Linked DNA regions of Mus musculus: regions 1 and 3 are each linked to region 2. Evidence: chromatin loops called from intact Hi-C (ENCODE). Cell type or tissue: heart. All regions are shown on one strand. Each heading gives the region's core, and the rest is flanking DNA. Links, peaks and the distances in the headings are about the cores only. Region 1 holds the start of Ifitm10 (interferon induced transmembrane protein 10). Region 2 holds the start of Syt8 (synaptotagmin VIII). Region 3 overlaps Ifitm10 (interferon induced transmembrane protein 10).

What was found. A loop is a pair of places that touch in the nucleus more often than their neighbours do. Peaks named below come from ENCODE experiments on the same cell type or tissue, not always from the same donor. Only the 100,000 strongest peaks of a DNase experiment are listed, where the experiment ranks them.
Region 1: it touches region 2 in a loop (2.2-fold over the local background); 7 of 42 quality-filtered maps call a loop at or near these places.
Region 3: a loop joins it to region 2, with 4 times the contacts of the local background. A loop is called at or near these places in 6 of 42 quality-filtered maps.

Annotation. Positions count from the first base shown.
Region 1 is chr7:142,370,055-142,380,471 of GRCm38, forward strand. It overlaps Ifitm10 (interferon induced transmembrane protein 10), which reads right to left and starts at 3,692. Exons shown (of 3, transcript NM_001347541.1): 1 at 3,522-3,692; 2 at 804-1,256. The coding sequence starts at 3,524. It overlaps Ctsd (cathepsin D), which reads right to left. Exons shown (of 9, transcript NM_009983.3): 6 at 7,279-7,401; 7 at 6,972-7,116; 8 at 6,779-6,877; 9 at 5,856-6,684. The coding sequence ends at 6,517. In heart, for the core only: no CTCF peak of the experiment used is centred there; DNase peaks (open chromatin) are centred at 4,077, 4,757, 5,257, 5,607 and 1 weaker place; H3K4me3 peaks cover 154 bases; H3K27ac peaks cover 3,692 bases.
Region 2 is chr7:142,431,064-142,441,480 of GRCm38, forward strand. It overlaps Syt8 (synaptotagmin VIII), which reads left to right and starts at 5,771. Exons shown (of 9, transcript NM_001285861.1): 1 at 5,771-5,876; 2 at 7,100-7,210; 3 at 7,312-7,481; 4 at 7,831-7,929; 5 at 8,059-8,217; 6 at 8,291-8,458; 7 at 8,597-8,702; 8 at 8,788-8,921; 9 at 9,005-9,333. The coding sequence starts at 5,870. The coding sequence ends at 9,238. In heart, for the core only: CTCF peaks have their summits at 4,709 (motif pointing left) and 6,540; DNase peaks (open chromatin) are centred at 2,688 and 4,718; H3K27ac peaks cover 4,629 bases.
Region 3 is chr7:142,357,700-142,368,116 of GRCm38, forward strand. The region is part of intron 2 of Ifitm10 (interferon induced transmembrane protein 10); the gene reads right to left. Among named protein-coding and RNA genes, the nearest start is that of Ifitm10, 11 kb to the right of the region's middle. In heart, for the core only: a CTCF peak has its summit at 3,224 (motif pointing right); no DNase peak of the experiment used is centred there; H3K27ac peaks cover 212 bases.

The DNA.
Region 1 (10,417 bases), core at 2,665-7,664, 61 kb before region 2:
TTCCTGCACCCTGCTGGTGGGGCTCCAACAGTCCAAGAATGCTCAGTCCTTACCTGGGACACAAGGGCTGAGACACGGAGGCCATCTATCACAGCTTCCCCCTGCCCCTGGCCCCAAGTTGTCTTTGTTTCTCCCACTTTGTCGTGGGAAGGAGTAGGGGTAGGAGCAGATAAGGGGTCCCAAAGGCTTGTCACCCTGCTCTGTTTCCAGCCACTGACTCCTTATACAAAAGGGAGACAGGCCTGGAAGTTGTAGCCACTGTGGGTACAGGGTAGGTGGGGTTAGGACATTTCCCCCAGCCAGTCTGGTCATCAGGCTTCGGCATCTACCACAGACCTGGATGGTGAGTATCAGTGCCTGGCAAATGAGCTACTAGAGATGGGCCAAGATAAGAGGTTCTGCAAGGGCCCTAAGAGCATCCTCTCTGCTTCCCACGGGCACAGGATTTCAAGCCCCCCCCCCCGCCCCCGGCTCCTTGCAATCTCCATCACATTTACCTAGGTGTGGCTACTGGCCACATTGACTCCGAAGGACAGGACCTTGAGTTCTGAATGCCTGTTCTTAAAGACTTAACTAAGCTAGCTGTACAGAGCAGACAACCTTACCCCACTCCCCAAATGGGGTCAAGCTTTCTCAGTTTAAGGAAGGGAAGGGGTGGCCCTTTGCTCCCAGCCCAGAGCCTTGCCTCTTTGAATCCATAAGAGGTCTCCTGGTTGGGCTTGCATGTTCTACCTTGGGCTCCACTAAGTGACATTACATCCTGCTAGATCCCATAACCCTGCCCACCCCCTGCCCAGGCTCACTTTGAGGGAGTAGGCCAGAGCAATGAAGCCCAGGCAACAGAAGTTGAGGTAGACGAAGTTGAAGATGGACCACAGATAGTAGTCGTTCACCTCCGTAGTGTCCGGGTAGACCTCGATGACTGTGGTGGGGTTCGTCATCGTCTTCTTCTCAGCTAAGTGCTTGCAGGCTTGCGGGACACCCGATGCCCGAACGCTGTCAGTCTTGCTGCTTTTAGACTCCATAGGAAACAGAGTGGGTGCCATGGGGGGTGAGGCCGAAGGCTCAGGAGCTGGAGCCGCTGCAGCCTGCAGGGCAGGAGGCTTGGACACACAGGCGAAGCAGCCCTTGGGTGAACCTGCTGGTGGCCTGGGAATCCAGAAGGCCCCGTCCAAGGGGACTCGGGCTTCCTGGGTGCCGTCCGTGGTGCTAGCCGGGGCTCCCAGCAGGGCTGGGCACTGGCTGGGGCCCTGAGCCTGGAGGGAGGGACAGAGTGAGGAGTTGCTGGGCCTTGTGCGCCCAGTAGCACCCAACCTGGAGCCTTGCAGCATTTCCCCTACAGTCCCATAAATGGTCTTTGGGAGATGGAAATCCCTGTGAGGTTGCCAGCTGCCAGTTTGCCTCCCCCACCCAGCCGGCCACAGCCAATACCAAAGCCATTCGCAGTAGTCTTGGCAAGCACATCAGGGCTTTTCATCGCTTTGCCATCTGCGCCTACTGACAACCACACACACAACAGCTCCCCCTCAGCACCCCGAGTGACACCCTGTTGCGATAAGCAGAGCGCCCCGCATCTCCACGCACTCAGGGCATTCAGAGCTACAGTGACACTGCCCTAGTCATTGACTGGCAGAATGAAAAGCGCTCACTGAAGCACATACACACCAAGACGCACCACACACACAATCACCAGCCCAGCTCTCCAGTCCCAGCATACTCCTGCGCCCAGACGCGCCAGGTAAACAATTGCCCACCCAGACACGCAGCGCTACACACCGCCCCACAGGCTCAGGCACATCTCCGGAGGATCCGCGCAGGTGCAGGACTACAAACTCCAAAGCCAACAGAAAGCGGCACTGGGAGACCCTAAGAGCGCACACTGTCACACAGAACCACTCACCTCCCCTCTTGTCCCCACCCCCAACCGTGCCACCAAGAGACCCACAATGACACTCTGCGAAATGGACACTTCCAAGAGACAGCTTGGCGCCGGAGCTCTGCGCCACCAGGCGCACCCGGCGCCGGTGAGGTGATAGCAAGGGGCTGTGGCTGAACTGGGTGGTCCCCAATCTGACCCCGGGCTGCAGCAGTCACCAGTACCGCTCACCTACTGGCGACTCGACGAGTGGGTCAGACCCCTGAACCTAGGAGCGCGCGTCCTTCCGCTCTCCCGCTGTCTGTCCGCTGATCGCGTCCCAGCGGCCCAACCTTGGGGGCGGGGAGCGAGCGGGGCTGGCGCCGCTGCCTCCCCCGCTGCCCGCGCGCGCTCCGCAGCGCCAGGCCGGCCGCGGCTGCAGCCAGAGCCTGACTCACGGCGGCGTCGCAGACACCTCCGCCTCCTCCCTAGGGAGGGAGGGGGCCCGCTAGCCCGGAAGCCAGGACCCCGGGGAGTCGCAAGGCTGGCACCCCTCTATCCCATGAGCTGCATGGCTCTCATATCCACCGACCACCAAGCCGCTGCTACCCCAGTCCACCTGTGCTCAAATTCTCTCGCGGGTCCTCAAGTCCCGGCAAGTCTGTCTGCTGAGCATTCCACTTTATTCCCACGGCTGACCCCCCTTCTCCCTACATTTCTTCCACCTGAACCTTGTTAGCTCCAAGACCTGTGCCTTCAGAACCCCCTTACCTAGCATCTCTTCTCCCTGCCCTGTTGAGTCCCACCTGCCATCCTCAGTCCCGTGGCGGTCCTAGCCTTTTCTCATGAGGCCCTGTCCTGGTATCAGCTTTTTAAGCCCTCACCCACCTCTTCCTTGATCTTGCCCAGCTGGGCTCCAACCTCGCTACTTGCTAAGCCCTGTCTGAGCTGCTCAAGTCTCCATCTCTAATCAGGCTTATTTTGGGAGTCTCTGGTCCCTTGAAGTCTACACACTGCAGATCATAGTTCCCACCTGACTGGGATGCAACACATCAAACCCCAGAGGGACACTCATCTCTGTTCAATCCTGTCTCCCAAGTCCCCAAGGTCAATGTTCAGGGTTGTTTTTTTTTTTTTTTTTCTCCCGAGTCCAAGTCCAGGCCCTTCACCAACAATCTTCAGAACCCTGCCCTGGGCCTCCTTTTTGAAGTCCCTGTCACCCAAGTCTGACATATGTTCTAATATGTTCATCATAACAGGGACTTGAAGGATCTGACCTGTAACAGGCTTGCCTGTCCCTGCTTCACAAGTTTTGCTCTGCCCTCAGGGACAGATGTGCTACTCAGAAGCCTGGGTCCTCTCAGACACCCCTACATTGATTTCCTTAAAGCTCGGTCTGTGTACCCCGCTCATGACCTTTCTGACCCCCATCCTGGGCCCTGACAGTGCTCGGTCCTTACACATGACTTGCTCTAAGCAATACTGTCCTCTAAGACTCAAGGCCAAGCAGTTTCTTCTCTCCCCGCCTCATCTCCTTCCCATCCTCAGTCTCTCTTGGACATTTGTCCTCAACTGATCCCCACCTCCAGAGAAGCCCCAATGGGCTTCCTTCACCATGGAGAGCCCCCAACTGCCCTCCCTCCCTCCCTCAGAACCCCTACCTCACCATGTGGGGGTGGAGTTCTCAGTAGGTCCTCTTCACCCTACCCTGAAGTTCCCCCAACTGTGTGTAAAAGCCTCGTTTTCTGCCTCCCTGGATCCCATTCTCCCTAGCTCTTCTCTGGGACCCTTTCCAGAGAGTTCCAGGGCTGCCTGGCCCCTAGACTTTCTGGTCTCCTGGAACCTTGGCTCTCTGAACCCTGAGTCTTTCTTCAAAGCCCTGTCTCCTGATTAAGCCCCGCCCCATGCCAAGTTCCTCCCTTTCCAGCCCAAACCCCACCTCTGACCCCCAGCACAGCTCATTTCTGCGTGTCAGGAATTTTCAGTGTGAAGTGGATCTTAAGTGTAGAGGAAAAAAAAAAAAAAAGAAAGAGACTCTCCTTGAGTGGGTGGAATTAATTTCCACACTGGCAAGGACCCCTCCCACCGTTTCTTGGCTTTCTTCTGGGCACTCCCTCATGGAGCCTAGCCTTGTTGGTCCAATAAGCCTGGGGGCAAGTGGGCTGTGCCAGGAAGTCAGTTTTCCTTCATCCAACCCCACCACTGCTTTGGATCCCAAGGGCCTGACAACCAAACATGCTGACACTCCCTCCCCAGCCTGTGTGCGGCTGTGTACCACCCAACTAATTACATCCATTCGCACTCCTGACAGTCTGCTTACCACACAACCTAAGTCAGGTGCTGTCCTTGGCATGTCTGGCCTGGGAGTCTCAGACTTCAGGAAGCAGAAGGGTTGGCCCTTTGGCCCTCGGGGCAGGGTCCACTCAAGGTCATTGGCAAGGTGAAGGGTGAGTTGGAATCCTCTTCCCAAGAGTCAGCTTTATGGCTCTGGAGTCAGCGTCCCAACCTTACACTTTAAGCTGGTCAGGGCAAGACTTGGGTATGGTCCAGCCTCACTAATACCCTGGTCAGGGGTTTGAGGGGAGAAACACCCACCATGAGAAAACTAGAGTAAAGCTAGCTTCCCTATCCCTGCCTGCAGCAAGGGTCTTTCTTCTTCCCAGGGCATGAAGGCTGATGTGAAGGTCACTCAGCTAAGAGACTGATGTGAACCCTGAGCTAGAGTCCGGGGTGCTCCCCGGGGCATCCCTGGGTGGTGATGGTGGCATCAGCGGCATCTGCAGAAGCAGCGGCCCCAGTATGCAGGCCTGGCAGCACAGCTCAGCCTCAGGCCTGCAGGGCAGGGAGGAGATCTGTCTCCAGCTTTGGTGCACAAGCCTTTGATAACACTAGTCTCCAGAAGCCCTGCCAGGCCCTGCGGGACTCCCTGCTCAGATTTCAGACAGAGAACACTGGGTACATGTTTACTGGCCTTCTGACAACCCTTGGTGAACATTCTCCAGAAGTAACCTAACAGGGCTCAGGTATGGGACATATTCCCCTGCCCCAAACCCTCCTACCAAAACAATGACAGCCACTGACCAGCAGGCAAAGGGTGCCAGGACAACCCCAGAAAGTGACAGAGGTCACACTTCCCTATATCCTGTACCTGTTAGTGTGGGGAAGGGGCTCTAAGATTCCAGAGCTGATTCCAAAAGGAAGCTCTACCCTACCAGTAAGCACTCGATAACTCCTACTCTATTTAAAAGCCTGCTGGTTGCCTCCACTGTTGTATTTGAAACCTGTGTTCACCCACTTCTCCCGCCCCCTGAAACCGAACCTTCTCACAGATGCTTGTAGAACAACTGTAGTCCGTGGCAGAGAGTTCTGACCTCTCATCTCCAAGACCCCAGGCAGCCGGGCAGGCTCCAACACTGGCTAGACTCAAAAAGCTGAAGACTGCTTCTTGAGCCTGGCAGAGGCCCAGGCAGGGAGACTGCCCAGGGCACCCAGGACGAGCAGATGGCTTTTCTGACCCAGGCTTAAAGGACTGACTGTTGAAAAGGGAATGTATGCAGCCCAAGATTCCCATCAAGGCTTATTCCGTTTCTTCTGGGAATAGGCTGCTTCCCTGGCAAAGCACAGCAGGTGCTGGCCTGGCCACCTCTGAAAATGATTCAACACAGGACCTAACACAGAATTCTAGGCCCGCTCCATGGCCTCCAGCCAAGGCCACATCCGGCCTGACTACTGCCTGAGGTCCCAGAACCTGCCAGTTCTAGTTCAGACTCATCTTGCCCACAAGGCCAGATAGCAAGCCAGAGCCTCAGGAGTCCCCTCTGTTCACTGGCCTGGTGCTGAAAGCCAAGTCTGGGCTCTAGCACACTCCCTACCCCCCCCCCCCCCAATATTCTCCACAGCCAGCGTGTCCCCGAATTAGCCCTCAGTAGTACTGGGTTCTACTGGTCTAGCTAGCTCCGTCGCCAAGGTCCCAATTCAGAAACAGTACAGAGCACACCAATAGAGATCAAGGCCCAAAACAACTTTATTTGTATTTCAACTTTGGCTCCCAGCTGCCTAGCCCAGGATGAGGGCAGCAGAGGCCAGCCAAAACCAGTCAGTCATCCTACCTCTACCCCAGGCTGAGGCATGCCTTCCCAGGAGGGCGGGGTCAAGCCCTAGGTAACCCCCCAGGTTCATAGTTTTGCTTCTGTCCTCTTGCTCCTTCCTGCTCACCTTCAGGCCTTTGCCAGGCCAGAGTTGGAGGGGCAGTAGAACGTGGTGCCATCCCCAAGCTGGGTGATGGGTCTGGGTCAGAGCAGGTTTCTGGGAGGGATCCTAAGACCCATTTGCCTGCTTCAGAGTACTGCCCACACAGCAAAGGGCGGCAGGACAAGACAATCCATCTCAGCAGCTATTAAACCAGTAGGGGCCTTTGAAGGCAGCCTCGTGTACTGGGTGGGCCTTGGCCTCCTTCAGACAGGCAGAGGGCAGCAATCTGAACCCAGGGTGAGGAACCACAGAACAGAACAGCTGGACAAGCTCCAGCCAGGTCTCCCCCAAGGGTCCAGCAACACTAAGCGAGTGTGACTATGTGTGAGTGGGGCAGGTGGAGGGATGGGGCTGGCTGGCTTCCTCTACTGGACTCTGATCCAGTTCCCTGACAGTGGAGAAGGAGCAAGTTAGAGTACGACAGCATTGGCAAAGCCGACCCTATTGTTGTCTCTGTCAAACACAGTGTAGTAGGAACCAATGAAGACATCGCCCAGGATCCAGAGCGGCCCACTGGGAGGGGGTATGTCCATTCCCATGAAGCCACTCAGGCAGATTGTCTTTCCACCCTGCGATACCTGTAAGGCCAGAATGGGCACATGTGATCACACGGTACCCACACTTCACTCAAGGTGTCCCGGCTTCACACTGCCACCGCCCACACCGACTCACCTTGAGTATATACTTGTCTGGGTGTAGTTCATAGTTTTTGCCTCCTAGCTTCAGGTAGACCGTGGGCAGGCTGGACACCTTCTCACAAGGAATCATATACTAAGATACACAAGAGAGAAGAATGTGGTATTGAAGGTATGGTCTCGGGAACCCTCTCTGCCTGCTGGCCAGCCCACACAGGCCAGTAGCTTACCTCACCCTGGATAAGAGGCACTGCCCCGATGGCCTTCTGCAGCTCCTTCACCTCTTCCACAGGCCCCACCAGAAGAGATGTCCCTGTGTCCACAATAGCCTCACAGCCTCCCTTGCACAGGGTCAGCTCATTGCCCACCTCCAACCTATGAGGCAAATATGTATCAGTCACTTTACCCTGTCACAGGTGAGTATAGGGCATAGCTTGTCTAGACCCTGCCTTGGAAGACACCTGCTTTTTTTGCCCAGGCTTCCCGCACATCACCCCTACATAATACTCCCAGCCCCCAGCGACACCCACGACTCACTGGTCCATGTGCACCTGCCAGTAGGCCTTTCGAGTGACGTTCAGGTAGGACAGCTCCCCGTGGTAGTACTTGGAGTCAGTGCCACCAAGCATTAGTTCTCCTCCGGGTTGCCCTTCTGGGTCCCTAGGAGGAAGTAAGTGATCAGCTTCTACCCACTAGTTCAGAAGTGTCAGCAAAGGATCAGACATCAGAAGGAAGGTGATTAAGTGGGGCAACCAAGGAGGGCTCCCCTGCGGAGAGACCTGGGGAACTGTTGAGGACAAGGTGGACCTGCTCTGAAAGGAACGTCCTTAGCCTCAGCTATTCCATTCTGAGTGTAAGTAGCAAAAAGAATGACTCTATTATCTTATTTACACAAGCAAATTCCCACCTCTTAGCGCACCAGGAGAAACGAACTGATAAAACCACAACTGAAACTATCGGATCCTAGCTCGTACAGACTCCAGCTTATCAGTCACACCAGAAATGACAGCCCCCCTCACCTGGGATTTACAAAGGGACAACCTAAGACTGAAATGCAGCAAGCCTACCGACAAGCCTGGTCCAGGAATTCTGTCATTGGCAAAGAACCCTTGGTTCTGTCCCCAGGGTGTAGGCTCAAACAGATTCTCCTGCCTTTGAACTCAGTACACTTCCAAAGTGACCCTGAAAAAGGTCTGTCACCAAAACCTGCAACTGACATTTCTGTGCCTGTGACCACTTCTTATGCAGTTCCCTACTCTTCCCTGTGTTTATATCAGCTCTCTACTTCCAACTTCTATACAGCGTCTCCAGGCTCTGCAGCCCTTTCTTAGCTAGTCTGGAACCTGAACATATAGACAGTATTGGGTGAAGGGTAACATGTGAGCTCTTAGTATTTTTAATTAAGATTTGAAAACTGGCAAGAGAGATGGCTCAGTGGCTAAAAGAGCTTGCTGTTCTTAGAGAGGACTGAGTTCACTTCCCAGCTCCTAGGAATCCAACACCCTCTTCCTGGCCTCCACTGGCAACTGCATTCAGACGAACATACTCCCACGCAGACACACATTTAAAAAAAAATCAGAATAAAAGAATCAGTAATGCCAACGGTTGGCTATCAAATAAATTTGGGACTCCTTGGCAAATTACAGTAAATAAAACGTATTTAGTATGTATAATTCGAGTTAATAAATTCTAACACTGTTGAAAGACAGAAACATGCCTGTATATGTTTCTGACCTGACACATTCATGATGCCCTGCCTGGCCAGGGATAAGCCTAGGGCTCACCCAGCCTAGGGCTCGGATCCTAAGCTAAGTTCCCATTCTGCATCTGCTGCCCTGTTGAGGATCCTTGGCCCTATAGATATAGGCTTCCAGCCCAGTCCCACAAAAGCTGCTGGGTACAGCTGGCCCTTCTCTTCAGGATGTTGGCTGGGGGTGATCAGGGCCAGCCATTGATAGCCAAGCTCAAGGCTGAGAGTCAGGCTGGAGCTGAGGGACAGGGATGCTCTCTGCCTGGCAAAACCCAAGGCAGGCTTCTAAGAGGAAGCCAGGGTCACGGTCCTGAGAAGCTGAGCTGGCTTCAGCCATGGACATAGCACTTGCTATCACTCTGCTTCTCCTGTAAACATTTCTCTCAACTCCCCTACACAATACCTTCAAACAGAACACAGGGAGAGTGGTCTGTACCTACAGCAGTAAATGTTCTTCAGCAACCAGCGAGTAAGTATGCAAGCTTGCCACCTCCGACCTGAGGGGCCTGGGTAATGTGTCACATCTGGCCAGGCATCACTCTGGGGCACGATTACCCAAAGCTGAAGGGAAGCTTTCATCTCAGGAGCTGCCGTCCTGGCAGGCCTCTGTAACCATCTTCCTCCTGGCCCATGGATCCCTCAGCCTCACCCTGTTCTCTTGCCTAAGTCTCCACCTTGGCCTGGCTTTGGCTTGTCATCACCTCTGCAATCCCGGGTGGAAACACAATGGGTACTGGCCCTGCCTCTCCTCACCTCGCCCACGTTCCACCCACACTGCCTGGTCACAGAGCCGCAGCCTCTTTGCCCCTCACTCTGCTGGTTTCACACCTGCCTACTTAGCAGCCACACCTCTGGGTCACCAGCCGGGGGACCCAGCTGGCAGAGTAAGTGCCCTGGGGCCCAGGCTGTAACTACCACATCCTTTCCTAGTTGCTGAGCCTGGGGGGCTCCTCCTAGGAGACAGGCTCCAGCAAGGGGGATGTGTATCCTGAGATCGTAGAACAGAGCCCTGAGACTTAGAGGCAAGTGTTACTTGTGGGCCACTTGCCCCAAGGCACCATGGGACTGGGAAAAGACAGGTCTCCAGGCTTCAACCTGGCCAACTTGTTTTTGTTTTCTGAGAGAACATCTCTTGATGTCTCTGGCTATCCCCGAACTCAGAGAGACCCTCCTGCTTCTGCTGCTTGAGTGCTGGAATTAAAGGCACGTGTCATTACACCCAGACCGCCTAACTTCTGGGCACCTACCTATTCTAGGAAGCAGAGGCCCTCGAAGTCAATGACCCTATTTATTCATCCACACCCCTACCTCTAGGGAGCCACTCTGCCCAGAGCTAAGCTGGGTAGTTACCATTTAAACATGGGAGAAGCAAAACTAGAAGACTTTGGGCTAGCATGGGGCCAGTAAGCCTCAACAAGGGGCTAGGGTTCAGGCCTAGAGAGCATGGGGTGGGCATTTGAAGGTTACCCTTGCTAGACATGCAAGTAAGTCAGCCCAGAAAAGGAAGGTGTGGTCAGCAGCAGCAACTCAGAGCAGTAGGCCACCTACTTACACCCCATCCACACCCAGGAGCTAAACCCAGAGAGTGAGGAGCCCCATACACCCAGCTGCCCATCTTGTAAAGTTCCTAAACAAGACTGTTGGACAGGCCTGCTGGAAGCTCCTTGCAAGGGTGTGTGCAGGGAGGGGGAAGGGTGTGTGTAGGGAGGAGGAAGGGTGTGTGCAGGGAGGGGGTCTCACTTGTACTGAGGAGGGGGGAGATCGCTGCTAACAGAAAAGTTCCCAAATCTCTCAGGGAGCGACACCCCTCCTCCTCCAAGGACACTCTCAATGTATAACCCAGGGCTCTTAGTCCTCCCCAGTGACTCCTGACCTTGTCCTAGGGAAGGTTCCTGGACCCTGTCCCCAGAGCGGTGTCACAGAAAG
Region 2 (10,417 bases), core at 2,292-7,291:
GCCACAGCAGGAACTCTGGTGCTCAGAAGGTGAAGCAGCCAGCCTGGCGCCATGCATGAATAGAGACCGGGACCAGGAGGGATATGGCTTCACATGGGCCGTGACGCCCGCTGTGATGAATGGGTAGTGTACATCCAAAGACGCAGTGGATCTTGGAACGGCTGCTGGGGGCCCTCGCCTTGGGATGTGGGCCTACGTGAGAGACAGGCAGTGGGGTGTTAGGCTGCCAAAGACCCTGGTGAAGGAGGACAAGCTGTCCAAACCTCAGGCGATGATGAAGAGGAAGACTGGAGCCTTGGAGTGGGGGTGCACGTCAGCGTCAGCCAGCACTCTTGGGTTGGCGCACAACTCCAGGGTGAAGGGGAGGGTTGGCTGAGCCCCTGGAAAATGGGGCGGGGGAGTTGTGGGGTGATTCTTGAAGTCTTTTCTACCTAGCAGTTTAGAGGAATGAGGGGCAGACTGCCAGACACCCAGAAAAGCAAGGGTTCCCAGGAAGAAGTTGCAGGGCCCAGCTAGCCGGGAACATGAGTGTGAACTCTGTTTAGCTCAAAGGAAGGCGCAGTCACCATATCTCCAGCTCTGTAGGCAAAGAGACAGGACTGAACGCAGCCTTTGATGAACCAAGCATACTTGTGGAGATGTATGAAAGTTGCTCCCCTCTCTGAGAATCCATACGCAGCACACAGACATCTGAAGGTGGATGCCATCTGTTCCTGTGCAGAGAGGACTGGGGTGGAGCAAGAAGACCCTCAGATAGGACACAGGACAGTGAGCCTCATAAAGTGGGGCTCTTGGAACCTAGCTATTGTGATGTTGAGAGTAAAAGGCACCTAGATACCCAGACAAATGAGGTACCAGGTCTCCATAGTCTGGTCACCCTAGTACTCAAGTGAGCAGAGTACCCACATCAGAAATCCAACAGAGGGTGACACAGAATCTAGCAGAGAAGACTGGAAATGAAACTCAATGTGTAGAGTGCTTGTCTAGTATCCATGAGACCCTGAGTTGATCCACAGTACTGTATAAACTGTGCTTGGTAGCCTGTAATCCCAGCACTCAGGAAGTATAGTCCGAAGGATCAGAACTTACAGGTCTTGTTCAGCTACGTAGTAAGTTCCAGGCCAGCCTGGACTACATGAGACCCTGTCTCAAAAACATAAAGAAGCTGCTACTAAACCTTTCAGGGAGGGAAACTGGATAAAGTCTGTAAAACCCAACTGTTCACAAAAGCCCACTTCAAGGACATGGGGTGGTAAGGATGGAGATGCTAAAGAGATTGTGAATGGGAAACTCGGGTTTACAGTACAGTGGACTGTGGGGACTCCATGCTCAACTCATGGGGCATAGGTACCACACATTCGGCCCCATGGAGTACAGAGATCAGAATTCAGCAATCAGCTCTTGAGCGGGCTCAGTACATGGGGCACAGGTACAGAGTACAGACACCTGGGAGACTAGGGGTGGGCAGGCAGCCCAGAGCTCAATGAATGGCGCACAGAGAGCTGAGACAAGGGTGAATAGGACGCACACAGCAGTGTGATGCCCAGGAACGGCGTGTCCAAAACCACAGGAACGCAGCACCGGCCCTGGGCCTCCAACCTGGCAGGCGGGCCTATGTACCTTGTGTCAATAGGCAATTCAGTAGGCCTAACAAGTGGGGTACAGGCTGTCCAAGACCCTGATGACCACAGAATGGAGCTCTTGTTCCCAAATGAACAGAGAACAGGTCACTCAGCTGCAGAAACATTTGGGTACATGAGGCATGTACCCCAGGTATTCACAAATGTCACAAATGTAAAGACACCATTCTATGGTTTCCCTAGATGAACAGAGACCTTCCTCCCAAATCAGGATGTATGAGGCCTTCATAAAGCTATATGATAGATGGGGCCCTAGACTCCAAGTCTCTGAAGCCCTTGGGAGATGCATCCAGCCACCCAGTAAGTGAGTTCCATCATGATAGGGCATGTGTTGCCATACATGTAGGAGATGGAAGACTCACCCAGGCACTGCAAGCATCAGGGTTCACATCCCTGGAGTCTCCAATATAGTCTCAAAACTCAGTGTGTCCTATCCAAGGAAGCCACAGCATAGCACCATGTTCAAGTGGGGTGCACGGTCCTGATGTTGCAGTGGTAGTCCTATGTCAAAGCACAGGCAGGAGGCACATCCCCTAGAGACCTAGATAATGGTGTCATTTTTCTAGATTCTGGGACAATGGGGTGTAGCCTTCCTGGGTGGTTAAGAGATGGGGATTGTGTTCTTTGGGTTACTAGGTGGTGGTAGATCAGTGTGCATTCTCCAATGTGTGAGTAAATGGATGCAGCCTTACCAGATGTTCAAGTAATGAGGTACAGGCTCCCCAGATATTTGAAGTTGGGGTTCAGCTTCCCAAAGTATCTAGATAATGGGGTTCAGGTTTGTTCTGATGCTTGGATGTTAGGGGTGCATTCTCTCTCAGTGCAAAAGTCATAGATAACCTGATCGGACACACAAGCTATGTACAAAGGTCTGGGACAAGTTGAGCACCCAGCTTTTGCTGTCCCAGACCCCAGGTAAAAGGGGTTGCCTAGGAGGATAGGGCCCACAGCAGGGTCAGTACAGACAGGGAACACGTGTCCCATCCCAGCACGTCTCTTGCTTCCCTGCCAGAGGCTCCGGGCTCTCTCGCCAGCGTCTGCCGTGTGTTCTGACCTCAAACATTCCCCAGGCATCCTCAAAGGAAGCATCCGGGTCCAGGAGCCCCGCCAGGGTCTCCACGGGGCTTCTGGCTGCCAAGCCGCCGTCTGGGGGCCGCGGGCCTGGCCGTGGGCTGCCAGCTCTGTTTGGTTTTCCCCTTCCTGCCTCAGAACCTCAGACGCCGTCTCGCCACGGAGGCGCCCTCATTCTGGAGAGGCACAAAGCCCCTACACAGCCAGGTTGTGGGAGCTACTTGGGGGGCCTGAAGCTCTGCTGCACAGGGGTCTGCTGGGTCCCAAAGTACAGGTGCTTGCTACCAGGGTGTCTTGATATCTCTACAGGCACACCACTGGCCCCTCTGATCTTATTTCTAAGTCTCTGTTACAGAACCTGAATCATACCAGAGGATAGATCCATCTCACGTCTCTGCCCACGTGCCCAGAGACACTTATGAAAAGCATGGATGCCCATGTCCCACATGAGGTAGTCCCAGAGCATTCTACAGCAGAAGTTTCCTCAACAAGGTCTGTCTCATCAGCCCAGAGACGTTAACCATTACACATTCCAATGTCTGACTGTCAGGCACAGATAAGGGCTGAAGAGTGGTCAGACCGGACCAACTGGTCAGAGCACAATGAGGAGCCCAGGCTACAACACTGGTTGGAGCCAAACTAACTGAACAGATTATTGCCAATGATCTAACCTCGGACACCAGGAAGAGGACTTGCTCATTGGGAAGCTAAAAACTCAAGGGAATAGGTCCGGATGGGCTCCAGAACATTCTCTGAGGGTGGCAGCGAAGTCAGTCAGGCCCTCATGGCCCCAGGATAGTCCGCCACAGTGCTAGGCAGCTCCCTTACAGGGTTCCACCCTCTTTGTGCTGAGTTCCCTAGGCCTGCATTGCCAGGGGGCACATTCTTCAACTAAGCAGGTTGTGACTCAGGACTTCTGGGTGTGTGAGCCTGCACAGAGGTCAGCCCAGCGGGCCTATCACCCCCTTTTGTGCAAAGTTTGGTGTGGCTTGGAGTAACCTCCAGCCTTGAGGAACACCTCAAGATAGCATAGAGTCCAGATACCTGCTCCAGGACCTCAGAGAGGGGAGACCTTCGCTCTCAAGGGAGTTTCCTGGTTTATGAGGGCCAGCAGTTCCGGTCATTAGGTGGGGCTCCCCAAAGCCCTGCCTCCACACCCCTTCTTCCCCACAAGATTCATTTGATCACTAGCAACAGGCACCACGGGCTCTGCTGTGGGCATCAGGTGCTGCCTGAGAGTGGACAACCAGCCTCCCAGTGACTAGGGTCTGAGCAAGCAGGCCTGAGTCCACCCGTCACAGGAAGCAGTAGGTATCAGGTGAGGAAGGGATCACCTCTATGCTTGTCTTGGCGGGTGTCTTGCTTTTCTGGGGGGGGGGGGGAAAGAACTCAGAAACCTGCTACCTTTGAAATAGCACAAGGTCTGGTTAGGCTGAGGGTAGGTAGGTGAGGTTGGCAGCAAGTCTAACCCAGAAATGAGTACCTGACCCTGGGCTGACAGAAAATTTGGAGGAGAGGCTTAGCATTGTACTGAGTGGCTCACATCTTAAAGGGATCACTGGGTGACATCCAGTACAAGTCTGGTTCATTGTGAGGGACTCGAAAGAGATACCTGGAGAAGGTAAGGGCTCACACAAGCCTTGGAGAATGCGTGGATTGAGAGAGGCTGGGGCCATGGGTGCAGGCCTCAGACCCAACTGTGAGTCAGACATCCTGCCTGGAAGGGATTACAGAACTGGGTGTTCACAGCTTGGAGATGGAGCAGGGACTCCCACCTCCTTTTCCTAGGTCAAACAGTGCTAGTCCTTTGAGAGGGTCTTCCGCAGCAGTCACAGAAGACAGGCTGCAAGAGCAGGAAGATAAGGTGGGACTAGAGAATTATGACTCCTCTTTTCTGTCTGTCTAGCTCAGGCTGCTCACACTTTCTCTAAAGTAGCAAACTGAGTGCTACTGGTAGGTGGGGACCAGCGGGAAGAACGGCTCCTCCTAGTGGCTGTCTTTTTACTTGCACCTTTACCACCATTGGAACCTGGGAGTCCTAAGGGGCCTCCATGTCTCCAGGCCTTGAAACTCTCCCTAGTACCAGGAGCTGGTGTTTCTGAGGCCTCAGAATCTTCCGGAGACAGCTTCCAAACAGCCTGAAGCCTCCTGTAGGCATGTGTTACCACCATGCTACTCAGGATGCCCTCCTGAGTGACATACAGTTAGAAGTCACAACTTCTAGATCCTCTGTTCCCTACCACTTGTTCTTAGGATAAGGGAGGGAGGGCTTTAGACAAGAAGAACACACACACACACACACACACACACACACACACACACAGAGAGAGAGAGAGAGAGAGACAGAGAGACAGAGAGACAGAGAGACAGAGACAGAGACAGAGACAGAGACAGAGTCAGAGAGAGATCAATGTTACTTTAATCCCAACATTCATACCAGCTCCACCATTTCCAAATGGTAAAACATTTTGAGCCCCATGTGGAGGCCGGATTTGTTTGAGCCTGACCTTAGCCCTCTTGTGCTAGGGGCCCTTGAGGAACAACATCTCAGCTCCAGCTCCAAGCAGATTCTTTATAGGCATTGTGGCCTCTTGTAAAAACCTTCTGCACCTCAGCTCCAGAGCCATGCCAACTTCAGAGCCACTGGGGGTGCTCTGACCACCACCTATGGACTCCTGCCTAGCAGAGTCCTTCAGAAGGCCAGACAAGAGTGATATTAGTGGACAGGCAGGCTGTTGAGGCCAGCAGATCACCTCTCTCCATCCTCAGGGGACTCACCAAGCTCCTACTTCATCACCAAATTACAGATGAGTCTGAAACCGAGTTAGGGACTAGCTGTATAATACACAGGGCCTGGGGATGATTTAAAATATGGTACTTGTGCTAAAAACTGAGGAATTTCAAGAGGTGAAGAGGATATTCAGCCTAGCACTGTGGTCCTTCCAGGTGCCCACCAGACCACTCTCCATAGTCATTATGGCTTCTTGTTAAAAACCCTCTGCACCTCTGCTCCAGGGCCATGCCAACTTCAGAGCACCAGCCTCAGGCCACCCTTGAAAACATCATGGTTCCATGTGTGCAGGAGGACCTCTAAAGGGAGACGGAGAAGGCAGAGACTGGTCCCTTCCTGATCTGCAGCTGCCCCGAATCACTGAGAGATGCAAGGTTCTGAGCTCTGTGAGCTGTGGCTGCCAGTTAGTGAACCACTGATATTGCAGGAGGAGCTACCCTTTGGAATCATGTTGGGGACTCCAGGCTGAGGGCACAAGAGCAAGAGGGTCTATTAGTCACCCCTGGAGGAGTGGGCTGGTCTAGTAACTTGTGTGCAGTCTGGGCTTAGATACAGCAGGAGGGCTGGCAGGCTCTTGTGGCACAGTGGCATTAGACTCAAGTTTAAGAAACTGAGTTCTGGCCAGCAGTTGCCATCTAGGGAAGCTGTGGGGGAGGGGGGAGGTCCTGAGTTCAGCGAGTCAGTGGCTCCCAGTCCCCAGCTGAGAACCCCACCCTTTCTGCTCACGGGGTGGGGGTGGGGTGGGGGAGAAGCCAGCCTGCCAGGTGTTTCAGGCCCCAGGCAGGTAGGATACAGAGGCCAAAGCAGCTTCATGGCCTCCTCCTTTCCACTCCCATGCCAAGGGTGGCCAAGCAGGCAGGTAGACAAGTCTGGGCGGGCATTGATTCAGCATGGAGGAATGCTCAGGCTCTCCCAGCTATGCCCTGCCCCTGCCTGCCCCTACCTCGCCCTCAACCTCAGGCAATACTGGCCTGGTGCCCATGCCAGCAAAGCTCCTTCAGCCTAGACTTGCTGGAGCGCATGCCCACCTGCTGGTGGCCCTGTGCCCTGCATCCCCAATTCCCTCCTACATGACCTCATAGCCCAAGCTACTCTCGGACCTGAGGCTACAGTGAACCAACTGGACTACCGTGTAGAAGATGGCAGGTCTTTGGAATGTAGAGAGCTATGATGGGTCCTCTGTGCAGGAGATAAGACATCCCCAAAAATGAGAAAAGGCCTTTAAGTTCTAGAAAAAAAAAAAAAAAAAAAAAAAAAGGACAGAAATCTTCCAGATATGTAGGTTTGGAGGGTCCCAGTGAGCAAGGGCCAGCAAAAGCAGGTACCAGGCTGCCCCCAGGCCAGGCCTGGCCTACTTGGCTGGGGTTGGGAACTGGGAAAAGTGGCAAGAGTTGGGGCTTGCAGCAGCTAAGTCAGTGCTTTGGCCAAGGCCCAGAGCCTCTTTCTGCCTGGCTTCCTGGCTAGTGTCCTTGCCCTGGCTACCTTAGGCTACTTTCTTGCTTAGGGTGGACTCAGTACTGGCTGCTGACAGGTGAAGAGTCAGTACATAAAGGACCACCCCTCAAATGACCTGGATTCCACAACTATCTCCTCAAAGCTGATAGGAGCATGAAGATGGGGCACGCCTTAAACCCCTTCAGCACCTCTGCCCCACTTGATGCCACAGCTGGGCCCAGTCTCATCCCAGACCTCATCACCAGGATCCCCTGTGAGTGGTCGGAACCCCAAAAGCAGTGTGGGCATGGACCAGCCTAGTGGGGAGCCAGATTGTCTAGAGAGACATTTCAGCAGCCTGTGCCCCTGGCCTAGGGCCTCGCTGGACCCTCTTTATCGCCATCCTTGCTGCTGGAGTCCTCTTAGTCTCCTGTTTGCTCTGTGTCATCTGTTGCTATTGCCACCGCCATCGCCACAGGAAGCAACCCAAGGATAAAGAAACTGTGGGCCTGGGCAGTGCCCGTAATAGCACCACTACTCACCTGGTGAGGAGCAGAAACCCAAATCTACCTGTGTCCAGTCCTGTACTGGTTCACTCCGGGGAGGGGGTGGGGGGGTGCAAGGTTCAAGCTGGGGAGCTCAAGGCGGCCCTGGCAGGCCTTCTTCTCAGAGGAAGGAGATGAGCAGAGGTGATAGGGAACGAGTGATTCAGGAAGCAGGCAGATGTTGGTCCATGGTCCATTGGAAGCTACAGTAGTAGCAGTAGTAGCATATATGTCACATTGAAGGAAGATTGGCTGGTCTCAGGGAGCTGATCTGTGTTACAATAGTCCAGATCTCTGGTTAAAGATTGGTCTCAATCATACTTGCCTGATCTCCCACCATCCACCCCAGGTTCAACCAGATGTGGACTGCCTAGAACCCTGCTCTGGAGGGGACCAACAGTGGGGTCGACTCCTGCTGTCACTAGAGTATGATTTTGGAAGCCAGGAGGTAAGGCTCACTCAGCAGGTCCAGAGGCTCTGTGGTTGATGGAGAATGTGATGAATGAAGAGTCAGGTAGAGGGGAGCAGGGGAAAAGAACCTCTTGACCCCAGGCTGAGCCAACCCACTGGCCCTCAGATTAGAGTGGGCCTGAGGCAGGCTGGAAACCTGAAGGCTGAGGGCACAGCAGACCCCTACGCCTGGGTCAGTGTGTCCACCCAGTCTGGGAGAAGACATGAGACAAAGGTGCACCGAGGGACGCTCTCTCCCATGTTTGAAGAGACATGCTGCTTTCTGGTAAGTCTAGTCTGGGTAGATAGAGTGGGCTGGAGCCAGGGCAGCAGGACCCAGCTCATTACCCTGTCTGCAGGTCCCACCAGCAGAGCTGCCCAAAGCCACTCTGAAGGTGCAGCTGTGGGACTTCAAGCGGTTTTCAGAACACGAGCCACTGGGTGAGCTCCAACTACCCCTGGGCACCGTGGACCTTCAACATGTCCTGGAGAGCTGGTACCAGCTAGGCCCTCCAGGGACCACTGAGGTGAGCCTGGCTGGTAGGGGCCCGGGATCTACCTGTAACATGGGGGGAGGACAAGGTCTGAATGCTGTACCTGCTGAGTTCAAACCCCCAAGGGTAAGGATGACCCTCCCAGTTGCAGCCCCGTCTTGTTGCCCATAGCCTGAGCAGATGGGGGAGCTGTGCTTCTCACTACGCTACGTGCCCAGCTCAGGCAGCCTGACTGTGGTTGTACTGGAGGCTCGGGGTCTGAATCCGGGGCTTGCAGGTGAGAGCTATACTTTTGTGGACAGCGAGCTGGACCCTCGTGTGCATGTATGGGACTCCCTTCTTGAACTTTCTCACTCGTGCAGAGGCCTACGTGAAGATCCAGCTTATGTTAAACCAGAGAAAATGGAAGAAGAGCAAAACATCCTCCAAGAAAGGCACGACTACCCCCTACTTCAACGAGGCCTTCGTCTTCCTGGTTCCCGTTAGCCAGCTCCAGGTAGGGAGCTGGGAGGAAGGGCAGAGTGGCCTGGGACGTTGTGCCATGCCAAACTGACAACCATCCCCTCTACATGTCTGCAGAGTGTGGACCTGGTGCTGGCTGTCTGGGCCCGTGGTCTGCAGCTCCGGACTGAGCCTGTGGGCAAAGTGCTGCTGGGTTCCCGGGCTTCTGGCCAACCCCTACAGCACTGGGCAGACATGCTGGCCCATGCTCGGCGGCCCATCGCCCAGTGGCACCACCTGCGGTCCCCCAGGGAAGTGGATCGTGTTCTGGCCCTGCAGCCTCGCCTTCCCCTGCTTAGGCCTCGCTCCTGAAAGCACCGCGGGTCTCAGTTTTCCCAGATGGAGAGCTGTGGATATTTGTGCAGGCTCTTCAGATCTCTCTGTAATAAACAAATTCTCTTTCACACTCACATGTCCTGATGGAGCCCTGTGAGGAGGATCTGAGATACAAGGCAGGCTACACTTTGGCACCACTGTCCTCTCAAGGTTGGGGTAGGGTGCTCTGAACAGATTTGCCAGTCCTGGGCCTCTCTCTGCTCAAGGCCTGATTCCTAGGCCTTTCCCTGAAAAACGGGCACCACCCTCTCTGCCAGCCAGGACTGGTAGAGGAGCAGGAGGCTAGAGCTGGCTCTGTGAAGGCAAAGAGGGCAATTGAGGGGGAGTTGTGGGTAGGTACAGCTTGTGGAAAAGACCTCAAGACCATGAGGGACTGTGATACAGTGTCTTATGCACTATCAGCAGGGGGCAGTAGATGTCTTTGGAAGCTGCTCTGGAGCCTTTGGGGGCTCACAGCCCTGGCTTGTGATATACCTCTTAATCCCAGCACATCTGGCGGGCTTTAGCAGCTCCAACCCTCCTCTGATCCCCAGGGGCCCCAGAGCAGCAGGGTTGGGGCCAAGCCATGATCTGGTGTCTCTGGGTGGGGTTCAGAAGCGGGAAAGGAGTAAGGGCCTGGCCCCAGTGAGCCGGGCAATGCAGGGCCTGCCTAGGCAACCAAGGGCCCTGAGCCCCCACAGGTCAGAGAAAGGTTCCTAGGGCGGTGGCACCACTCTCTGGGGTTGAAGGACATGTTTCAAGTTGCCTGTGCAGAGGCACCCATGGGCAGGGTGTGTGGCAGGCGGAGAGAGGCCCGGCTGCTGGTCCAGGGACCCTTTTGCTTCTCTCTTCCTGGGCAGAAAGGCAAGTTCACTATAAGAGGTGGGCACCACTCTCCTGAGCCCTGACTGCCTTCCACACAGGGCCTAAGAGAATGCTTTTGTTTTTGTTTGGTGTGTGTGTGTGTGTGTGTGTGTGTGTGTGTGTGTGTGTGTGCGCGCGCGCATGTGCGCTCAATTTTGCAGGAAGACTGGTGAGGTGAACAGTCAGCCCAGGGGTCCAAGCAGGGCATGAACACCCAGCAGGCAATGAGCGGCCAAGTGGGTGCAAAACTACAAGACCACACATACCATTTGACAATGACTCCAGTTCAGCCTACTTTTGGTGAAGTCCGGT
Region 3 (10,417 bases), core at 2,465-7,464, 73 kb before region 2:
ATTCCACTGCAATCATTAGCCAGGTGTTCTCTTTAACAAGCCAGCTGTTCTACTTCCTCTTGCAAGCCTTTCCTCCAAGGCTGCAGATGTGCTGTAAACACTCTGAGCCGGAGTTTTGCCTCTGGGGTACCCACGGGTAACTTCACACAGTCAGTGGGCCCTCTTGCTGCTCCAGGTGCTGGCTTGTGGTGTGGACACAAGAAAGTGTCCACTTCACAGGGCTGGAAAAGGCCTCATGTTTCCAGCACATCATCTTGCCTGTAGGCTCCTATGAGGAAGACAAAGATGATTCTAGAACAATACTGACTAGCAAGGAGTATGCAGAAGAGCCTTGGCTCACCATTGGTCTTTTTATTTTATTTTTTTAAAGAAAATATATATGTTACAATTCTCAAGGGTAGACGATAGCTATACATACAGAAATGAATATCAAGTGAACAGTGGATAGGTGTGTGTGTGTGTGTGTGTGTGTGTGTGTGTGTGTGCCGAGTAGCTAAGGCAAATGAGACCACTGATGTGTTGATGTGCATTAGATGGACAGGAGAGACAGGTAGGTGAATTTTTTCCTATGCTGGCTGAGTGGGTTAGGTACACAGAAGGACATTTGTCAAATGGGAATAACAGGGTAGACAGGTATGAGTAGATGTTTGCTGTGGGGGTTGGCAGATGGATGAGTATATGAATATGTAAGTGTGTTCTAGATGAGAGGAACGGGAGGTGTGAGGAGACAGTACATATATTGCATGTGTGGGATACAGTGGATGTTTGGACTGGCACACTGGGCTATTGTACTGTGTTTCATGTACTAAGGATGGACACACAGTTAGAAGTGTGCCATGTGGGCAGATGGGTTTATGAAGGTGTGTCAGGTGGTTGAATTGGTGTTTGCATGGAACTGGTGTTCTATATCTTTGGGATGGATTCCTGGCATGTATGTTGGATGGGTGGAATGGGTAAACAGATTTAGGATTGCATGTGGGATGGGTGAAGAGAGAGGGGAAAGATGTTGAAAGAATATACCACTGACTAATGAATGGGAGATAAGTGCAGATTCTTAAACTCATCAATCAGCCAGTCAATCTATACTTAGTGCCTACCCTGGCATCCTGGGTGTGTAACTGCAGCTGGCCCTGGTACACAACAAGAAACAAAGAAAAGCCTCTGTCCTCAGGGTTCACAGGCCAGACAAGGACTCACAAGACACAAGGCAAGCATCTCCCAGACAGACTTCATCAAGTGGATGTTTGTCAGGAGATCAGTGACAAGTTTGGTTCTGATGGGGTATGCTCCAAGGGGGGGCCCACCAGGTGTGTGTAGGGAACAGAGATCCATGAGGGGGTGGCTGGAGTCAACCGGGGCCTACTATGGGAGGGCAGAGCACAGATAGGTAGGGAACAAAGGAAGCTGTCAAGAAGAAGTGGGGGCTTTGTGAAGACATCTCAGAATGACATAGAGCCAGAAGAAAGGGAAAGGCTGGACAGATTCTAGCAGAGCAGTTGGCTGGGGATTAAGAACAGACAGGGAGGAGCCAGAGTCTGGCCTGGCGAGAGAAGGCTAATTTATCACATGGCCAAGAGCTGTGGCAATGAAAGTGGACTGGAGGGTGGATCTCTGGAGCTGTGTTCAAGGCAGAACTGACCAGGCTGAGGTCAGTGTGGGAGATGATGATGAGGCGGCCTTGAGGTGAGGTGGCCTTGAGGGTAAAGGAAGAGTTAAGCTGCAGAAGGAAACCCGGGAGGCTCAGGCTAAGGCGCTTGGCGGTGCAGGCCCCGGCACTGGTGAGAGCTGCTTTCTGGACACGGCTAGACGCCTGGAGATGCAATGCTGCAGAGTCAGAAGTTCAGAGGTGAGGTAGAGAGATGAACACGTGAAAGGTACCACCACTCGTGTGATGGCGATGAGATCACATGGGCCACTGGAGGAGCTGGTCCACTGTGATGCACAGTCCACATTCAAAGACCAGTAAGAGGACTTGGGAGAGTAGACAGAGGAACAACCTGAAAGCAAAGAGGAACAAAGTGGGTGGGTAGGGCCGGAGCAGAACACTAGAGAATCCACCAGAGCTGGGAAGACACACAAGGTCCAGTGGGGCCCAAGAAGTGACAGATGATGTCTGCTGTAGGAAAAAGGATTGTAGTGAGGAGACCAGTGGGAAGCTGGGTGAGTCAGTCAGGAAGGCGAGGGCATGGTAGTCTGACAGATAACTCCATAAAGGGAAGGAAGGCAGTGCAGGTCCTCGGTGGGCAGACCAGTGGGTGCTGAAAGGACAGGAAAGAGGAGAGGAGAGGAAGGTTGATGGTGACCAAGTGGTCAGGAAGTGCTATGGGTAGATACCCCATCAACGTACACAATGAAGGTTCTGACCCCCGGAGACTGGTCGGATGTGGGGCCTTTGAGGGTGAGGCCTCAAAGGGCCTGAGGATGCTCAGTGCCCCAGTGTAGAGGAAAGCCAGGTTGGGAGGATGGGAGTGGGTGGGTGGGGGAGCACCCTCATAGAGGCAGGGAGTGGGAGGATGGGATAGGTGGTTTCCAAAGGGGAGACCTGGAAAGGGGAAAACATTTGAAATGTAAATAAAGAAAATATCCAAGAAAAGAAAAAAGTGGGCGGGGAGATCATTAGTGCAAGAGAAAGAGGAAGATGGTCATTGACAGCTAGCTATTAGTCTGTTCCCCACACACCCTTAGAGAGGAGGGTCACTATGTGCACGAGAGTCATGGGATATTTCTCAAATCTGTAGGTGGGCTTGATCCTAGCAGATCAATCTTGGCTTTAGCATAGACTTAGAACTTAGAAGTTTCTTACTAAAATTCCCAAACGAGAATGGACACAAGAAGCCATAATTGGGGGACTATAGATTGAAAAAGCAGCTTGGGGCTCTAGCTGTCTGTGATGGTTTGTATACACTCAGGCCAGGGGAGTGGCAGTATTAGGAGGTGTGTCACCATGGGTGTGGGCTTTAAGACCCTTGTCCTAGCTGCCTGGAAGTGAGTCTTCTACTAATAGCCTTCAGATGAAGATGTAGAACTCTCCGCTCTGCCTGCACCATGCCTGCCTGGATGCTACCATGATGTAGCCCAGTTGATGATAATGGACTGAATCTATGAACTTGTAATCCAGCCCCAATTAAATGTTGTCCTTTAAAAGAAAAAACAAAAGGCTCCAAAAGACCTTTAACCCTTCCACCATGTGGGGATTCACAGAAATGTGAATAGCCTACAGTCCAGAAGAGGGCAGACCTGACCAGAGCCTGACTGTGCTGAGGTCTTGTAAAATTCCAGTCAGCCAAACTGACACTGTGGGAAGTCACACAGTGTGGATACTTTTCACTCATGAGACCAAAGCAGAAGACTCAGATTGGGGAATGAGAGGCTGTGGAGGTGATCCAGCAGGCATGAACACATGAAGGATGGGAAGGAGAGATGACATGGTGGGTAGCCAGAGGAATGGAAAGGAGGGAAGACAGGGTGGGTAACCAGAGGGATGGCAGAAGCAGTATATACAGGAGTGAGGGGAGGAGGAGGGAGGCTGGAGGGCACATGGGCAGGGGTTTTAGAGTGTATGGTGAAACATACAGGTAGAATGGTGGGCTGGGGAGTTAGGCTAGGCAGGGCAGAAAGGAGCTGGCTCACTTACAGAAGAACGGACCAGCAGGGATGGGGAAGAAGTGCTAGATAGCAGCCCAGAAAGGCTGGGGATGGAGTTCAGTTGGCAGAGTGCTTTAGCATGCACATTGCCCTGGGTTTGATGCCCAGCACCACAAATGAACGGGTGAGCGTAGGGGTACACACCAGAAAAGCCAGCACTTAGAAGGCAGAGGCCAGACAACTGACCAACTGACTGACCGGGAGTTCAAGGTCATCCTTGAACTTGAATTTGAGGCCAGCCTAGGCTAAGAGGAAGAGAGAGAGGGAGGGAAAAAGGAGAAAGAAGAGAGAAGAGGAGAGGGGTGGGGAGGGGAGGGGAAGTTATGAGGGGAGGGGAGAAGGAAAGAGAGGAGAGGAGAGGAGAGGAGAGGAGAGGAGAGGAGAGGAGAGGAGAGGAGAGGAGAGGAGAGAAGATCCAAGAAAGGAAGGAAAGGATGGGCAGACAGGGACAGGGGAAGCCCAGAGTCAAATAAAAAACAAGAATTTGTGACACCCTGCTGGTGATCTCCAGGGTGCGCCTTGTAGCACTGTGTGTAGTTTCCCAGTTTTTTCCATGGCACTTACATCACAAGGTCTTGTTATCATTAGTTAAAATATTCAATTTGATCATGGGAGGTTGGGGCCATGCCTGGAATATGCTAAGAGCTCAACCATCACTTGATAGCTTATGGTTGTCTTGCTAAAGGTAAATGGGAGACTCAGGGGGGATAAAGAGTCAGGGTGGGGGAGATGAGGTAGCTAGTAGGTAGGCAGAAGAGAGCAGCGGGGCAGACTAACAGGTGAACACGGAGCAGAGGAAAGAGAAAGAAAAGACAATGTATGCTCCATGACCGGAAATGGGAATATGTGAGTAGATCTAGGTGTGACTGACATTTTTGAGGAAGCAGGCAGCTGGGTAGGACATGAATGGTGGAAGCTCAGGGCACGAACTGGCAGATTCATAGCAGAGATGAAGACCGCTCCTCCCATGATGCCTCACTCCTGTGTGAACAGCACCTGTGCATTTTAGACTGATTGGGTGAGAACAGTCCATGCAAGCATCGCCAGCCTCCTCTAGTTCCTTTTGCCCTGAAGCTCCATCAGGATAGAGTGTTGTCTGGGTCTCAGGCCTGGGAGCTCCTTGTCTGTAGATTCAATTGAGCTTCAGAGAAAATTATATCTGACAAAGTAGACTCTGTACTGAACAAGTGTGGGTTCCCCGCTTCCCTAAGTGATACGGTACAGTAGAACAATAACTGCCCTTCCTTTTAATGAGGTTTTATGTCATCTGGAGAGCATGTGAGCAAGTGTGTGGGATCTAAACAAACACTAGGCTGTTTTAAATAAGGACCTGGGCATCTGTGAGCTTGGGTGTCTGTAGAACCAATGCCCTGTGCATTCCAAAGGAATGTATAACTAGAAGCCATCCTCACCCACCTTTCAGGATCACTTGGAATCTTTTCCCACCTGGGTTCCCAGCCCCATCTCTCTGCATCCTTAGTCTGTCCCCCACATGGAAACTTCATCACATGAACCCACTCACAGTAGATGACAAAACCCTCACTGTGGAAAACAAAGCTATGTCTCAGGCAGGCATGTCTGGTCCCTTCTCCTGTTTCAACCACACAGGCTATGGAACTTTGTCCCTGGGCTTCTGCAAGGACTTTCCCCATCCTGTGACACACACTTCTTCAGACACACATATCTCTGGCCTGGACCACCTTGGGCTTACAGTCAATGCACTTACATGAACTTCTGACTGAGCCCACTTTGTATGGAACAGCAATCCCTGCAACTCTCCTCAGTTTTCACAGCTGACATTACCACCGACATTTCAATGAGTGTTGTGATGGTCTGAGTTCCCTGCCAGAGGGAAGGATCCTATGGGCAGGGACTGCGTGGCCTATGCCTCATCATCCACTGGGCAGTTATTTGCTGCATGTGAAGTGGGAAGTCCAGTGGGAAAGTGCTGGGGCATTCTGATGAGTCGATGACTAACTATGTGGTGAGCTAGACAGTTTAATGAGTGGCCATAATGGTGACATCATAGGAGGGAACAAAAGAGATGACGAGAAGGAGGAGGGCAGTCATAAGCTTCCAGGTAAAGAAAGATGGGGACTTGGGAGATTGCTCTTTTCATGTAAACTGTCCATGCCAAGCAATCATGAAGACCTGCATTTGATCTGAGGAACCCGTATTTAATGTCAACAACAAAAAGTCAGCAGGGTCTGGAGAAAAGTCTCAGAGGACTCTGGCTCAGTTCCCAGCATGTAAAGGGTGGTTCACAACCATCTGTAACTTCAGTTCCAGGGTACCTGACAGACAGCCTCTTTTGGACCTCCTTGGGCTCCAGGCATATGCATGGTGCACAACCATACACGTGAGCAAAATATGCACGCACATAAAACAAAATCAATAAATTTTAAAATATGCTTTTCAAAATTCAGGCCTAGCAGTGCACACCTATAATTTCAGCTCTAGGGAGACAGAGATAGGCAGATCTGTGGAGTTTGATGGCTACCCAGTCAAACTTAACTGTTGAACCCCTGGTACCAGAGTGAGAACTTATCTCACAAGACAAAGTGGAGTTCTGAGGAGATGGCTCAATGGATGATGGCATCTGTTGTCAAGCTGAACAACCTGAGTTCAGTCCCTGTGACCCACGTGGTGAACAGAGAGAATAAACTCCTGAAGGTTGTCCTCTGACCTCCACACAATACATGGCAATGAGTGTATCTTCAAGCACACACAAAAGTGTATATATTTGCCAGGCTTGGTGGTGCACGCCTTTAATCCCAGCACTCGAGAGGCAGAGGCAGGCAGATTTCTGAGTTTGAGGCCAGCCTGGTCTACAAAGTGTGTCCCAGGACAGCCAGAGTTATACAGAGAAACCCTGTCTCGAACCCCCCCCCCAAATGTGTATATATTTTCTATAAATTGGATGAATTCTAAGGCATGACCCTTGAGGTTGACTTCTGACCTTCATATTTGTGCTTGCTAACACACATGTGGATTGGCATGCATACAAATATGCACACACACACCACACACACACACTGTACATGAACATACACATCCAACACAAACACAGAAATGAAGCAAGATGGAGAAGCATGTGGACATAGGGCAAGTCCACAGAAAGAAGAGGATGAGGAAGGGATAAGATAGGGAAGAAAGTACATAGTAGGAGTGTGGGTGACCAAAGGATGGAAGAGGTAGATGGTCGGTGTGATGGTTGGTATATGCTTGGCCTAGAGAATGGCACTACTAGGAGGTGTGGCCTAGTTGGAGTGGATGTGTCACTGTGGGCATGGGCTTTAAGACCCTCCTCCTAGCTGCCTGGAAGCCAGTCTTCTCATAGCACATTTTAGATGAAGATGTAGAACTCTCAGCTCCTCCTGCACCATGCCTGCCTGGATGATGCCATGTTCCCACCTTGACAACAATGGACTGAACCTCTGAGCCTGTAAGCCAGACCCAATTAAATGTTGTCCTTATAAGAGTTGCCATGGTCATGGTGTCTGTTCACAGCAGTAAAACCCTAAGAGAGTCTGTGGAGTAGCAGGATAATAGTGTGAGGAGGGAGGTTGGAAGAATGCATGTGGCGGTTCATGGATGAAAGACAAAATAAGGAAAAGTGGGAAGGCAAGCAGACAGATTGGTGGATGAACCCCAGTAGAATCTGTCGGCGCTTGTGGGCTTTTTCTTTCCCCTCCTCTTTCTTCCTTCATTTCCTCCCTTTCTCCCTTTCTCTCTTTCTCTCTCTCTCTCTCTCTCTCTCTCTCTCTCTCTCTCTCTCTCTCTCTTTCTTAGACAGGGTCTTACTATGTAACTGAGGCTGTCCTGGAACTCTAAATCCTCCTGCCTCTGACTGCCCAAATGTTAGCGTTTCAGGGATGCACCACCACATCTGGCTCATCTAGGGTGTGTCAGTTTCTAAAAATAAGAGACAATGGAGGTGCACCAGAGATGGCTGATGAGCACAAGGCTGAGATAGGAGGTGCCCAACAAGGCAAGCGGGAAGTGAACATGCGCAAGTGTGTTCACATCCACACACAGACCCAGAAATTACTGTGTGATACCGACAGAAAGGGGTGAAGCTGGTGGACTGGAGAGGGTAGGCAGGTAGCTTCAGGAAGAGAAATAAGCACGAGTGTAGTTACTTACATAAGAAGAGTCTCATAGAAGGCTGGGTGTGGTGGCTCACGCCTTTAATCCCAGCACTTGGGAGGCAGAGGCAGGCGAATTTCTGAGTTCAAGGCCAGCCTGGTCTACAGAGTGAGTTCCGGGAAAGCCAGGGCTACACAGAGAAACCCTGTCCAAAAAAAAAAAAAAAAGTCTCATAGAAAGTGTTGGCATGCTCTGAACCATGAACATGTGGGTATGTGGCTGTACACAGAGAATGAAAGAGATGGAAAGAGGGAGGGATGAGAGATAGGAAAATGTATGAGCTGATTGTAGTGGCTGCCTGGAGACCAGTAGGAGTGGGAAGAAGGTGTGAGCAGGAAGAAGAAAAAAGGATGAGCAGAGTGTCAGAGGATGATCACATCTGAGAAGAGATGAATGCTTGATATGTGGATGGATAGCACTCAGGGATGATTGGGAGAAGCAAGGGAGAGGAGGGGGGAGTCTAGTTAGGAAGGAACACAGGTGTGTGTGTGTGTGTGTGTGTGTGTGTGTGTGTGTGTGTGTAAATGCATGAGAGATGAGAGTATGGATAAATTCATGAAAACATGAGGAGGGAGTATGTAAGTACATGGATAAACAAATTTAATTCATAGATCCAGTGAGGATGGATAGATAGATAGATGGATGAGGAGCTCAGTCTGTGACGTTGAAGGGAGGAGAGGAAATTAATGTGGACAAACGGATACATGGGTGGAAAATAGAAAGCGGAGATAGAAGGATGGATGGATGAGAGGGGAAGACTGCAAACGAGGGAAGCCGAGTGACAAGAGGCATGCACAGCTACTTGGTGTGGATGCATGACGGGAAGAAGGGGGATGTGGCAGAGCATGCATCGAGGAAGGGCAGTGAGCATTCTGATCTGGCATGAAGTGGGGGTGTAAATGACATTAGAGAAGCAGTCTAGCGCATCAGTGTCCAGGTTGGTAAGGATGGGATGGGACAGTAGGAGAGAGTCAGCAGGACGATGACTGTGTCAACAGGTGAGGGAAGGCTGGTGCTGTCTGAATGTAGTGAGCAGCGTGGAGGATGGATTGACATAGCCCTGCATCACTTAATGAGGAGTATCTGAGAAACTCCAGTGACCTCATCATCTGTTAACATCACAGAGTATCTACACAAAATCAACTATGACACTACTCGGTGATGAAGTCTTGTGTATGAGACCTGCTGTTGCCTGAAATGTCATATATGATATATATGATATTATATGACATATATTACTGAGTAAATGGCTGTGACAAATGCATACATGGATGGGTGGTGGGTGAGTAGATAGATGGGTGACTTCATGGGCAGATGATTGTGTAAGGAGATAAATAGCTAGGTGTGCATAAGTGTGATGTGGATGGATAGATGGGTACAAGGGTAGACAAAAGCATAAAGAGGTAGGTGTGGTGTGAATAGATGGGTGGAGGATGAATGGCTGACTTGGATGGATGAGTAGATGGGTAGATGAATAGGTGGATGGGTGTGGGATGGATGGATTGATGGATAGATGGGTAGAAAGATGGGCTGAAGTGTAATTTCTATCTTCTTTGGAAAGATAATTATGTCGAATGATGTTTTGCTGGGGCACACAAGTGAAAGGATCTCTCTCTCTCTCTCTCTCTCTTTTTTTTTTTTTTTTGGTTTTTCAAGACAGGGTTTCTCTATAGCCCTGGCTGTCCTGGAACTCACTTTGTAGACCAGGTTGGCCTCGAACTCAGAAATCCACCTGCCTCTACCTCCCGAGTCCTGGGATTAAAGGCGTGCGCCACCACACCCAGCTTAGGATCTCTTGCTAAAGAAAACTCATGAAAGACTTTTCCTGAAGCAGACATGGTGAAAGTATGTTTTGATATAGCAAACATGTGAAAGGACTCATGAGGAAGGGGTATAAACATGGCCCCACAGACAGTGGGAGACGGACCTTGGTTTGGTTTGCTGCACCTCGGTATTCTTCACTAATGACACACATGTATTGGTTGGCCTTACATAGCATTGTTGAGCTCAACTTGTGATAACTCCACCATTGAGAGAAACTCCTTCAAGAACTGCTCATGAGGTCCCTGTGGCAGCTTGCGGCCTCTGAGACCTCACCTTAGGCTGGTTGGTGAGCCTGGCAGTTTCTTCAGGATTGAACTGCAGCTGTCTGGTGTCTGCTTGCTGAAAGGACTTGACTATAGCTGCTAGTTCATGTCTGCTGTCTGCTTGCCTAGAGGACTGGTCTGCAGCTGCTGAATAGTATTTGGCGTTTGCTACGAGACTGATCTGCTGCCCAAGAAGATCAAGCTCACCCCCGAAGAACTATTGCTGAACAGGTCCACTTCCTTCAAATTCTAATAACTTTTCTCTTACACTACCTCTGCTGGTGGAAAGGTTGAACCCTTATTAAAAGTAGGTTACAAAAAACTGATGCCTACAATGGGTAGTTGAATGGATGGGCTGGTAACACTGATATTCAGGAAGGATGAGATGAACAGATATACACATACAAAGCCCAATCAAAGTCTACCCTCCTAACCCATTCTTTCAGGTGTTCCTGTCTCGGGAAGCCTCTATGCCTCCGAAGCTCAGATCAAGCAGCTGCCACATGCGGACTGCACTGCACTATGCTCCCCACAGA